Regions from separate parts of the Homo sapiens genome. Here region 2 is linked to region 1. The links are chromatin contacts, found by Hi-C or POLR2A ChIA-PET in ENCODE. All regions are on one chromosome and are shown on one strand. The core of a region is the stretch at or near the end of the contact, and the rest is flanking DNA. Distances in the headings are between cores, read along the strand shown. Region 1 holds the start of SELENOS (selenoprotein S). Region 2 holds the start of PCSK6-AS1 (PCSK6 antisense RNA 1).

What was found. A loop is a pair of places that touch in the nucleus more often than their neighbours do. ChIA-PET counts read pairs that join two places held with the same protein, here RNA polymerase II (POLR2A). Pooled maps may share reads with other maps.
Region 2: a loop to region 1 is called in a map of CD4-positive, alpha-beta T cell, with 8 times the contacts of the local background. The contact joins the promoter of PCSK6-AS1 here to the promoter of SELENOS in region 1. A Hi-C loop is called at or near these places in 1 of 168 maps with a recorded cell type or tissue (CD4-positive, alpha-beta T cell) and 6 of 50 pooled maps. POLR2A ChIA-PET finds 5 or more read pairs at or near these places in 2 of 52 experiments (activated T-cell and activated naive CD4-positive, alpha-beta T cell).

What each region holds. Positions count from the first base shown.
Region 1 is chr15:101,274,589-101,280,521 of GRCh38, reverse strand. SELENOS (selenoprotein S) reads left to right here and starts at 3,037. Exons shown (of 6, transcript NM_018445.6): 1 at 3,037-3,180; 2 at 3,847-3,981; 3 at 5,161-5,267; 4 at 5,841-5,930. The coding sequence starts at 3,105. RefSeq lists a silencer at 2,832-3,161.
Region 2 is chr15:101,332,111-101,338,043 of GRCh38, reverse strand. PCSK6-AS1 (PCSK6 antisense RNA 1) reads right to left here and starts at 3,607. Exons shown (of 3, transcript NR_132373.1): 1 at 3,531-3,607; 2 at 1,107-1,266; 3 at 613-1,017. All of the region lies in intron 13 of PCSK6 (proprotein convertase subtilisin/kexin type 6), which reads left to right. RefSeq lists a silencer at 3,830-3,889.

The DNA.
Region 1 (5,933 bases), core at 1,788-4,287:
TGTAGGTCTGGATTAACTGGGGTGGCTTGGTTTCTTTACAGGTCTCAGATAAGCCAGCTCACCCGGCAAAGGCACAAGAAATAAACACTAGGAGCTTCTTAAGGCCTACCTACACTCAAAACTGACACACTTATTTCTGCCCACTTGATATTAACCAAAGCAAGCCACCTCGCCAAGTACAAAGTCAAAGGATGATGGGGAAATATACTCCTTTGACCTTGCCATAGCAAGGATATGGCTGTGAGAAGGAGTGACAAATTAGGGCCACTCTTTCAGCCTCGGCCAATCATTTAGCCTACAACAGTCAGTGATAGGTGGCAGCCCTGGTTACTGTCCACCTTTGTCCTCTTTTTGCAAATAATACCTGAGCAATTACATTGAGCAAAGTGTTTGTTGAAATACCTTTCCAGTTCTAGACAAGCCAAGCCAGGTGAGGTTATAACACCTGATTAAAGGGACAAAGGTAACAAATTCCTGGCTAGGATGAGTAACTTCTATCAATAGGACCATAAGATCAATGTGCTAGGAACTGAAAAGCCATCATCCATGCATTCAAATAATATCTATTAGATTTTAGTGGAATATATGCATTATATGTATATATGTATACAATAGTTCACAATAGTTTACAAGGATACTTTGGTTTTCTATATGCTTAGAATGTGCATTATTTTCATGAGTTAATACTGGTTTCCATTTTATATCGCAAAGTCCTGAGTGAAAAGGATTGTTGCCTTTTTTTAATGATAGAACCTAAAATGTTACAATTTATTCCATCTTTGTGATTACAGACATTACAGGATAAGGTAGCTAAACAAGGCAAATAAAGCAAACGTTCCCTTCATTTAATCAGATGCAACATTTTGGCATTTTTATACTGTGCACGTTGACTTTAATTCATTGACATGGATTGAAAGCCGGCAACAACAAATCTTTGCAATTTAGGATCTTCTTCCATAACTAAGTTTTGTGGGTTTTTTTTCTTTTCTTTTCTTTCTTTTTTAGACAGTCTTGCTCTGTCATCCAGGCTGTGGAGTGCAGTGGTACAATCTTAGCTCACTGCAACCTCTGCCTCCCAGGTTCAAGCGATTCTCCTGCCTCAGCCTCCCTAGTAGCTGGGATTACAGGCGCCCGCCATCACACCTGGCTAATTTTTGTATTTTTAGTAGAGACAGGGTTTCACCATGTTAGCCAGGCTGGTCTTGAACTCCTGACCTCAGGTGATCCATGCACCTCGGCCTCCCAAAGTGCTGGGATTACAGGCGTGAGCCACCGTGCCTGGCCAAATTTTTTTGTAGAGATGGGATCTTGCTGTGTTGCCCAGGCTGGTCTTGAACTCCTGGCCTCAAGTGATCCTCCTGCCTCAGCCTCCTAAAGTGCAATAGGATTACAGGCAAGAGCCACCACTCCTGGCCCACTGCAACATTCTTGAAGCTCTCAAGTCTTCATCTGACACCTTGTCAAGATGGGGAACTCTTGTGTTAAACCATCCTGTTAAGTTACTGTATAAAAATAAAACTGCTCCCAAGCATTGATTGAAACTGTTTTGGTATGAGTTTCCTGAGAGAAAAGTGAGGCCCTAACCATTTTTTTCCATGAACTATGACCCCAGTACGGTATACCTAATGTCCTTCACAGCCTAACAAAATAGTTGAGGCAACCCTGCTCATCCTGTCTAGTTTATCAGTATTTAGATGTAAGGCGGATTTAAAGCTAATCTGGGACTGAGAATTGCAACTAATTCCATAGAAGTCATTCAATTTAGCACATAAATGTTCCTGCAAGATGCCAGAGCAAGTGAGAAATCATCTGTAGCAAAGCAAAGAGTGGTGATGGTTCATCACCTTTTACAACGGAAAGGCAAACATGAAGAAGGAAATTCTCCCTCCTAAAATTCCTCATTAAATCGATAAGCTATCTTCACAGCCTTTATGGATAACATCCAGAGTCCTCGGTTCATCTGAGGAGTCCATTTTCAAGGTGGCCAACAGGGAAGAAGAGCTTTCAGGCTTCTCTTTGCTATGGCTCATGAATGCCAGGTCCCCTTTATTGCTTTCTGAACACACTGCTGGGAAAGCTTGATGAGGTCAGTGCTCAAATCCCTGCAGCTGTCCCCCTTGAGGAACTTCTTGGCAAACCTGCATTGAAGAAACACTGATTGCGTTCACGCTTCATGTCATGGTTTGCCTTCCCCACACTGCTCCTGGCGACAGTGGTGACGCAGCACTCGGATGTTGTCACCTATTCATTATTTTTTCAGTTCTATTCCCAATTCCCAACCCTTCTTTTGAAACACAGCTAGGTATGTGCACTTCAAATGCTCCAGAAAAACCCAAGGTCACATTTCAAATAGGATGGTTATGGTCACCATAAAGGTGGTGACGTTTGAGTGGTGGAAGAGGGTGCGGGACGGCGTTGCAGGCAGAGGAACACAGCCAGGACACTATTATAAGTAACTCTGTGATCGTGTCTTGTGGTGATACAGTATAATTCAACACAGGTTAGAGCAGTTACTATGATCGTTCTTTCCTAAAAGGCTTTGATTTTGGAGAAAGAACCTTGAGGATCGGTGGGGACTTTCTTGGCCTGAAAGGTATCACCAGCAGCAGGAGCAGGAGGCTGCTCACATTTCGTGTCTTCACTTGGGGTGGACGTTGGCTGCAACCCTCAAATGCTGGGAGTCGTCAACCAACTGAGCCCTGTTGTCCAATGTGCCCCGGGCAAGGATGTGGGTGCAAATCCTGCTTCCGGGCGACCACTGACTTCCTTGGCTTCAGTGTCCAATTAGAAAAAAAAAAGAAAGTAGAAATTCGGTAAGAAATCCGTGAACGAGGTCCGTCCTCCACCCCCGACTCAAGCCAAGAGATAGCACAGAACGTTCCCACACGCGCTGTCCCGGCCCCGGCGAGCGTAGCCGGGATTTCTCCCCCGCCACGCCCCTCGGCCACGCCCCCCTGCGTTTGGCCCAGCGACGGGGCGGGGTCGGCCTGCGATTGGCCGGGACCACGACCGCGTCCGGGCGCGCCACGTGTGCGTAGGAGCGCACCGGAAGCGCCCGGCTGGAGGCGCGGCGGCAGGGCTGGGCGGCGGCGGCGGCGGCGGTCATGGAACGCCAAGAGGAGTCTCTGTCCGCGCGGCCGGCCCTGGAGACCGAGGGGCTGCGCTTCCTGCACACCACGGGTGAGTCGTTGCGGGGCAGCCGGGCGCGCGCCGCCACTTTTGCGACGCGCAGCCATGATGGGTGGGTCGTCCGCCGCTGCACCGGGCGCCGGAGCCTGGGAGGCCTGGGAACGGTCGGGCGTTGGCGCTTACGCGGACCTTGGGCAGCAGGCCCGGACCTTGCGCGGAGGCTTCTCGGGAGCCGCACTTCCCTGGGCGGCTCGGCTGTCCCTTGTTTGCGCAAGTCTTTTTTGCGAACCAAGCCCTTCCTGTGGTAGTTACTGGGGTCACTCGGCCGTTGGCGTTTGCCTCTGGGACCCGTCCCACACAGCCCCATACACACTCCTGACTCCCCGCGCTGTCACCCCTTTCTATGTGGCTCTGAAAGGCCTTTGCCTTCCTGATTCAGATTAGTTGCTCTTCATTCTTCAAAACCCAGTTGCTGTGCCCTCCACACTCTAACTGCCCCCGACTCCCCAGATGGTTGGGAAGTCTCACTTCTCAGTGATCCCTGAATTGTCGCACTTCTTGAGTTCGTGTTTTAACGATCTACTTAGGAGGCTTTTTCCTCAGCCTAGACCATGAAGGCTTTGAGGGCAGGAGTTACACTTTGTGTTTGTTGAGTCTTATGGAAAGGTCAACTAGTAGTGTCATTTTTAGTTTTTTGAAAACTGTTTTTCTTTTCAGTGGGCTCCCTGCTGGCCACCTATGGCTGGTACATCGTCTTCAGCTGCATCCTTCTCTACGTGGTCTTTCAGAAGCTTTCCGCCCGGCTAAGAGCCTTGAGGCAGAGGCAGCTGGACCGAGCTGCGGCTGCTGTGGGTTAGTGCCTGATAACCGAAATGAAAGCGGTGGTTTTGCACCTCCTTTATATTAAGAGTTAGTCTCTTAGTAAAAGTAAGAGGGGCCACACAGGAAGACCCTGTCTCTATTTAAAAAAAAAAAAAATAGCCGGGAGTGGCGGCACGCACCTGTAGTCCCAGCTGCTCAGGAGGCTGAGGCGGGATAATCACTTGAGTCCAGGGAGTCAAAGCTGCAGTGGGCTATGCTCGGGCCACACTACACTCCAGCCTGGGCAATTGATTGAGACCTTGTCTTTAAAAAAAAAAAAAAAAAAAAAGTAGGAAGTATATGGTTCTCGGTGGGGCGCGGTGGCTCACACCTGTAATCCCAGCACTTTGGGAAGCCGAGGCAGGAGGATGACTTGAGGTCAGGGGTTCGAGAACAGCCTGGCCAACATGGTGAAACCCTGTCTCTACTAAAAATACAAATATTAGTGGGGCGTGGTGACGGGCACCTGTAATCCCAGCTATTAGGGTGGCTGAGGCAGGAGAAATCGCTTGAACCTGGGAGCTGGAGATTGCAGTGAGCTGAGATTGTGCCACTGCACTCCAGCCTGGGCAACAGAGTGAGACTGTCTTTTCTTTCTTTTTTTTTTTTTTTTCTATGAGATGGAGTCTAGCCTTGTTGCAAAGAGCGAGACTCTATGAGTAGACGTTATGAATAGAAATGAGTTCATTTCTATTCATAATGCTATTTGGAAGGATTTTTCTTTTCTGTAGAAACAAATACTTAAGAATCTTCTGCGCTAATTAAGGGATGGATAATGATTTAGAAAACTTTATATTTCCTTGGTAGTCTTCCAGGATTCTAGTCAGCCTAGAGACTGTGGGTGTCACTGAGGTATCCAAGATGTGCTCTGTGTGGCCACTATCCCAGGCTTTATGAATCGGAATTGCTCAGGGGAACTCAGAAATTGGCATTTCTAACAGATTTCTGGTGATGTAGATATTTCGGGCTAAAATCCGTGGCTCAGCAACAGACCCCTGCCCCCTGAAGCAGTAAAATGTATGCAGAGGGGTTAGGAGTACTTATGTAAAAATATGTTGTTTCATTGTCTGATATCCATACCTCTTTATACTTTTAATAATATGGACACTCAAAAGTTTCTATTTTATATTGTACACAGTGCTTTATCTCCATTTTTTTCTGACATTTTAGAACCTGATGTTGTTGTTAAACGACAAGAAGCTTTAGCAGCTGCTCGACTGAAAATGCAAGAAGAACTAAATGCGCAAGTTGAAAAGCATAAGGAAAAACTGAAACAAGTATGAACTGGTTTCAGTTTGAATGTGTGCATAGAAATTGTCTGAGGTTTAGTGGCTAACGATGCCTGTGTCTGTGTTGTCTATAAGCTTCTAGGACCAGGTCCTATCCCATTAGATTCAATAAGCATTTCAGTTCCTACCATGTAAGTATTGGTGATATCAAGAAGAATACACGATTGTTAGGGAACACTAGATGTGTGAATATATTACCATGAAAGGTCCAGAGCACAAAAGGAGGGACAGGCTGGAGCAGGGAGCATGTGAGTGTGTGTGTGCATGTGCCTGTGTCTTCCCCATTACCAAAAATGTCCTGACAGGAGTGAGTTTCAGAAGAATGGAGTCAGTAATCTTTTTCATGAAACATTTTGCTTTCTTTAATAGTGTACAAAAACCAAAGCTGCTCTATGTGAGTTAAACTCACACTACCAGATCACAACAGTTTTATTAACTAAAGAAAACGAGGGTGAAGTTTGTTCTGAAAGACATTTAAATTAAGAATTATCAGAGTTAGCTTTGTCTTTGAGAGAAATGGCAGCTTCTGAATTCTTTCTGTAAAATGTGATTGTTTCTCAGCTTGAAGAAGAAAAAAGGAGACAGAAGATTGAAATGTGGGACAGCATGCAAGAAGGAAAAAGTTACAAAGGAAATGCAAAGAAGCCCCAGGTG
Region 2 (5,933 bases), core at 2,358-4,857, 57 kb before region 1:
AAGATAAGACATTAACGTGTTGTATCACCTGACCCAGTGGTTCCACTTTCGGGACTCTATTGGGAAAAAGTAATCCAGACTGCATCAAGTAATATTTCTGTCAGATTTATGTATTTCAAAAAAGGGAACTGGACTAAACGTTCTGTCATAACCTATCATAAGAGGTTGTTAAACAAATGGTCACGTTCACAGGGTGAAGTATTTTGCTGTAAAAAAAAATGTTTTAACAGATTCATTCATTCAGCAAACATTTATTGAGTACCTACTGTGTGCCCAAAAGTTGCTACACACTGAAGCTAATGCACCAAACAAGAGAGACATGTTCCCTGCCCCCGTGATGCCTCTAGGCTGAAGGAAGAGAAAACAGTGAACAAGAAAATAAATAACGTCGAATGCGATTAACATGATATAATGCTAAGTGGAAAAAGAAAGAGAAAACAGGGTGCTGTGTGTTTTCAACTATGCAAGAAATACACATGCATAGGAAAGAGCCCAGGAGGAAATATGCCAAAAGAGTTATAGGTGATTTATTTTTATTTTTCTTTAAATATCTCAACATTTAATAATTTTTATTCTAACTAGGGAAAAAGTAATTTTAAAAAAGAATCACTCTTCAAATTTATGCCATACACTTTATGCCATAGGTATGGAATTCTCATTTTTACGTCTTCCAAAGGCAGGAAAACCAAAGTGACTCCCTTGGTTGAGAAAGTGAAAAAAGCATTTAAGTACTAGAAAGGGGAGATAGGCCAGGTGCAGTGGCTCATGCCTGTAATCCCAGCACTTTGGGAGGCACGCGGATCACAAGGTCAAGAGACCAAGACCATCCTGGCAAACATTCTGAAACCCCATCTCTACTAAAAATACAAAAATTAGCCGGGCATGGTGGCGGGCGCCTGTAGTCCCAGCTACTCAGGAGGCTGAGGCAGGAGAATGGCGTGAACCCAGGAGGCGGAGCTTGCAGTGAGCTGAGATGGTGCCACTGCACTCCAGCCGGGCAACAGAGCGAGACACCATCTAAAAAAAAAAAAAGAGAGAGAGAGATAAATGTCTCCCAGATTACCATTGTCTAAACCTAACCTTAGGTCAAGTGTCACAAATCGCACCTATTAGAAAAGGAAAGGTCTCTTTTGGAGGCACATGCAGGAAGGGGTTGCTTTGGTCCCACTGCTTCTTCCCTGCTGGCGTTTTTGGAGCTCCCAGCTCTCAGCTCCGCAGGTTGTTAGCTCAGTCAGTGCCTGGCCCCTCATAGGCTGTCATGAGTATCTTGCAGATCGAGAGAAAGAACAAAAATACAAACCATGTGTGAGCAAAACACCATTTCATTCCACTGGCCCTTGTTACAAATGCAGCTAAGATCTGCTTCTATGCATCTTAGACGTCTCATCCCTTGTTCCTAGCAAATATCTTTGGTAAATTTACAAGTTTATAAATTGCTTTTAATTTTATCAAATCAGAAATTTGTCTTGCTCTTAATTATATGAAAAGGATGCTCCGTTTCTCATATAATGAGAGAAATGCGACGTTAACCTTTCTGAGTTATCGGATTGGCAATGTAAGCCATAGCTGCAGGCTGCAAGGGAGCCCGTTCCTTTTGACGTGTGACATGTGACGTGTGACGAGTTTTACGTCTAGTAATGTAGCCTACAGGTACACATGCACACAGCTGAAATGACGTGTGCAGTAGGTTTCCCTTAATGGACAGCTCCTGCGTGCCAGTCTCTATTCTAAGTGCTTTACCATCATGAAGTCATTTAATCTCCAAAGCAACCCTGTGAGGTAGACATTCGGAGACGTTATTATTATCCCCACGTTACAAATGAGGAAACTAAGGAACAGAGATGAAGTAATTTGCTAGCAGGGGCAAAGCCAGGTTCCAGACCCTGTTGTTCCAGGGCCCTTGCTCTGCTCACCTCAAGTAGTTGCTCCCTATGTGACCAAGGATAGAGCACTATTTGTGTAGTCGTGTGCTGCAAAATGACATTTCCATCAGTAGCAGACCCCATATTCAATAGTCATTGCATAAGATTCTAATGTCGTATTTTGACTGTACCCTTTTTATGTTTAGGTGTGTTTAGGTACACAAACACTTATCATTGTGTTACAGTTGCCTACAGTATTCCATACAGCACCATCCTGCACAGGTTTGTGGCCTGGGAGCCGCAGGCTGTACCCTATAGCCTAGGTGTGGAGTAGGGGTACCATCTAGGTTTGTGTAAGCACACTCTATGGTATTCACAAAACAACAAAATCACCTGCATTTCTCAGGAGGTATCCCCATAGTTAAGCTACACATGACTATAATTGCCAAAGTTTATAAACAACCTAAACGTCCATGAGTAGGGGATTGTTTAAGTAAACAACACTACATCTCTCCTGTGCAGCCATGGAAGGATCATAAGGATACACTGTTAATGGAAAACTCAAGGTGCAGAAAGTGCTAGCAGGTGTGTTACCAAAAAGGATGGGGAAACATATGTTCATATTTGCTTGAATAAGAATAAAATGCTTCAGAAATGATACACAAGAAACGGGGAACCAACATTGCCCATGGGGAGGGAGACTTCGTCATATGCACTTTTATACTTTTGCATTTCTGAGCCATCCTTGTATATTACTTATTCAGAGACAAAAATCAAAACCCCGAGTACTACTGCTTTTTAATGGGGTTTTTTGACCATACAACCACTTTATTCATAGATTTTAAACATTAAACTTTTAAAAAGTTTTAATGTTTATATATGAACAGGTAACATATGTTGTGGTTTTAACAAAAAGTCAAACAGGCTGGGCGCGTGGCTCACACCAGTAAATCCTACACTTTGGGAGGCCAACGTGGGAGGATCGCTTGAGCTCAGGAGTTTGAGACCAGCCTGAGAAACATAGTGAAACTCTATCTCTACCAAAAATACAAAAAGTAGCCGGGCGTGGTGGTGCACACCTGTAGTCCTAGCCACTTGGGATGCTGAGGTGGGAGGATGGCTTGAGCCTGGGAAGTTGGGGCTGCAGTGAGCCATGATCGTACCACTGTACTCCAGCCTAGGCAACAGAGTGAGACCCTGTCTAAATACACACATACACACATACACACACACACACATAAAGTCAAACAGAGAGTGTAATAATAATGAAGTCTCTCTTCCATTCCAGTCCAGCCTCCTCCCATGAGGCTGCCTGTCTGCTGGGTCCCTGGGAATTCTTCCTGCTCTCTTTTTCCACACAGTGCACACCACTGACCCTGAGTGTGGAGCAGCCCCTCTTGTTTGTCCCACCAAAACTATATCTGAAAATAAAAATCCAGTTTTGGTGACCAGGCCTTTTGTGGGTGTTTTTGGAGACATCCTCTATAATTGAAATAAACTTCAACTCAAATGATAGCCTCTAGAGCCCTTGGTCCCTGTCCTACCATCATCACAACCCCAGCCAATCTCAGTGCACCACTTGGTGGTTAAAGTGCTCGGATTCCTTTGTGGTCGGAATGTGGCTGTAACTGGACCCTAAGGAGCTGAGGAGAGTCAGAGGTTCCTCACCAGGCTTGTTTTCTGCACCTGCAGTGGTGAGAACAACTTCCTGTGTCACTGCTGCAGCGGTGAGAACAACTTCCTGTGTCACTGCTGCAGCGGTGAGAACAACTTCCTGTGTCACTGCTGCAGCGGTGAGAACAACTTCCTGTGTCACTGCTGCAGCGGTGAGAACAACTTCCTGTGTCACTGCTGCAGCGGTGAGAACAACTTCCTGTGTCACTGCTGCAGCGGTGAGAACAACTTCCTGTGTCACTGCTGCAGCGGTGAGAACAACTTCCTGTGTCACTGCTGCAGCGGTGAGAACAACTTCCTGTGTCACTGCTGCAGCGGTGAGAACAACTTCCTGTGTCGCTGTCACCACACACGTAGGCTGGGTTAGGAACTGTGTCAGGGAGGGGGAGCTGCTGTGGGGCTTAATGAACCGAGCCCTGTGGAAGACCGTGTGCTAGAAATGCTATGCTGGGGATGCTGTTTCATGTAGGAGGGCCTTGCTTACCTCTTCCGGCCCTGTCCAGGCTAAGGGAGGCTTGGGCAGTACAGAATCTGACTTGGGACAGTGTGCAGGCTCCAGCCTTTTGCAACCTAGTACTTAGCCAGTTGAGGCTGTGGTTAAAATGAAACAGGGCTGCCACATGCCACATTGTGTAAATGGGTCAGTGTCGAATGCCATTTCGAATCGCACCAGTGGGGCCAGTCCCGCCTGTCTTTCACCTGCCCGCCCACCCACCCAGGATGGTGTGGATTACAGCCTATGGGCTTATGGTATGAGGATGAGCAGGAGCTCCTGTTCTGGAATTTAGAAACGCTAAGAGATTTCCAGAATTGGAACAAAAAGTAAAGTTGTACTGGCAGAGGGGCCTGCATTGCAGAAACAGTGCATAGGCAGGTATGTAAAGACAGACAGGCTGCCATTTAGAGCCAGCGGGTGGAGTAGCGAGCATGGGCAGAGGTAAGTGTTGAGAAAACACAGTCAACAGCAAAGAATCAGAGCAGTATTCTTCCTCCCCGAAACCATTCTGATTGCCAAGAAACCCCATGGCAGGAAAGGAAGAGGAAGCAGGGATTTTTCAGCCAACAGAGACATTGAGCCAGCAATGGCCCTGTCCCCAGCTTGGGTCGCAGGAGACAGTCATGAGGGCCCACTGAGGGGGTTCACAGCTGAACATGTGTGTGCATGTGTTTCCTATTGAGCCAATCCAATTAGAAACAAACATTGAAAGGCTGGGGCGTCCGGGAGCCCCGTCAGCATGAGCAGCTGTCCTTGGGCAGGTCACACTGGCCCCTGGCCCCCTCAACTATGTGGGGTGATGACCTTCTAAACAGTAACCCTGCTCTGAATTCTGGGGATGCCGTGGTTAAAAAAAAGAAGAAGAAGAAGCTTAAACCAGTGGCCAGCAGCAGAGTCGGCCTGCAGATAGGCGTTAATTAATTGCATAGATGCTCTTTGACTTACAAATTGCAAGTTGACTTATTTCGATGATATTTTCAACTTATGGTGGATTCATCCCAACATAGCCCCATCATTAAGTCTAGGAGTGTACTGAATGCATCTGGCTTCCACACCATTGTAAAGTCAAAAAATTGTAAGTCAAACTGTCATAAATTGGGGACTGTTTATAATGTGTTTTATAACATCAGGAATTCACCTGGAAATTGCTACCAGGATTTTCACTTTGCTTGATACCTGAGAACAGACAGCTGCATGGGCCATCGCTCCCTGTGGAGCTGTCGGTGGGGCGGGACCCCAGCTGCCCCCATGTTGGCTGGGAGCTCTCCCATCAGCACTGTCTTTCCTGTGTCTGTCTGTCTCTGATGTCCCCCATGGAGCCTGGTGTCTGTCTACTCATCCCCCTGCTTTCAAAGATGTTCTTCCTCCACCCAGCTTCTGCAGACATTTGGGTTTTTACCAGCACTGCTATCCCCCAGAACATCCCTCACTGTCCTGGGCTAGCTGTGGAGGAGAGAGCCCAAGACTGAGTCTTCCCATGATCTAGGATCAAGGATCCAAACAGCAGGACTCCTCCATGCAACCCAGTTATCACACTTGGATGCTGTAGGGCAAGACTCACAGCCAGGCCTGGCACCAGATTTACCCACCGGATATCCCAAGACGGGAAGGTGGCTGCTGCTAGGCATCGGGGAGGCAGCATCGAGGGAGGCTGCAGTGAGATCAGCAGGGCAGAGGACAGCCTCCAGGACAGTGGAGAGTCCAGCCCGGCTGACCTCCATCCCAGCAGGGACAGGAAGCGGAGGGCAGCTCGATAGAACAGGAATAAAAGGGCACTGGCTTGCAGGAATGAGACACTGGGGGAAAGCAGCATGTGGCCTGGGCAATAGGTGCACAGCTGGCCAGCAGGTAACCAGGAAGTGAAGGTAGCAGGCCAGAGCCCAGCTATCAGGGGAGGAGCC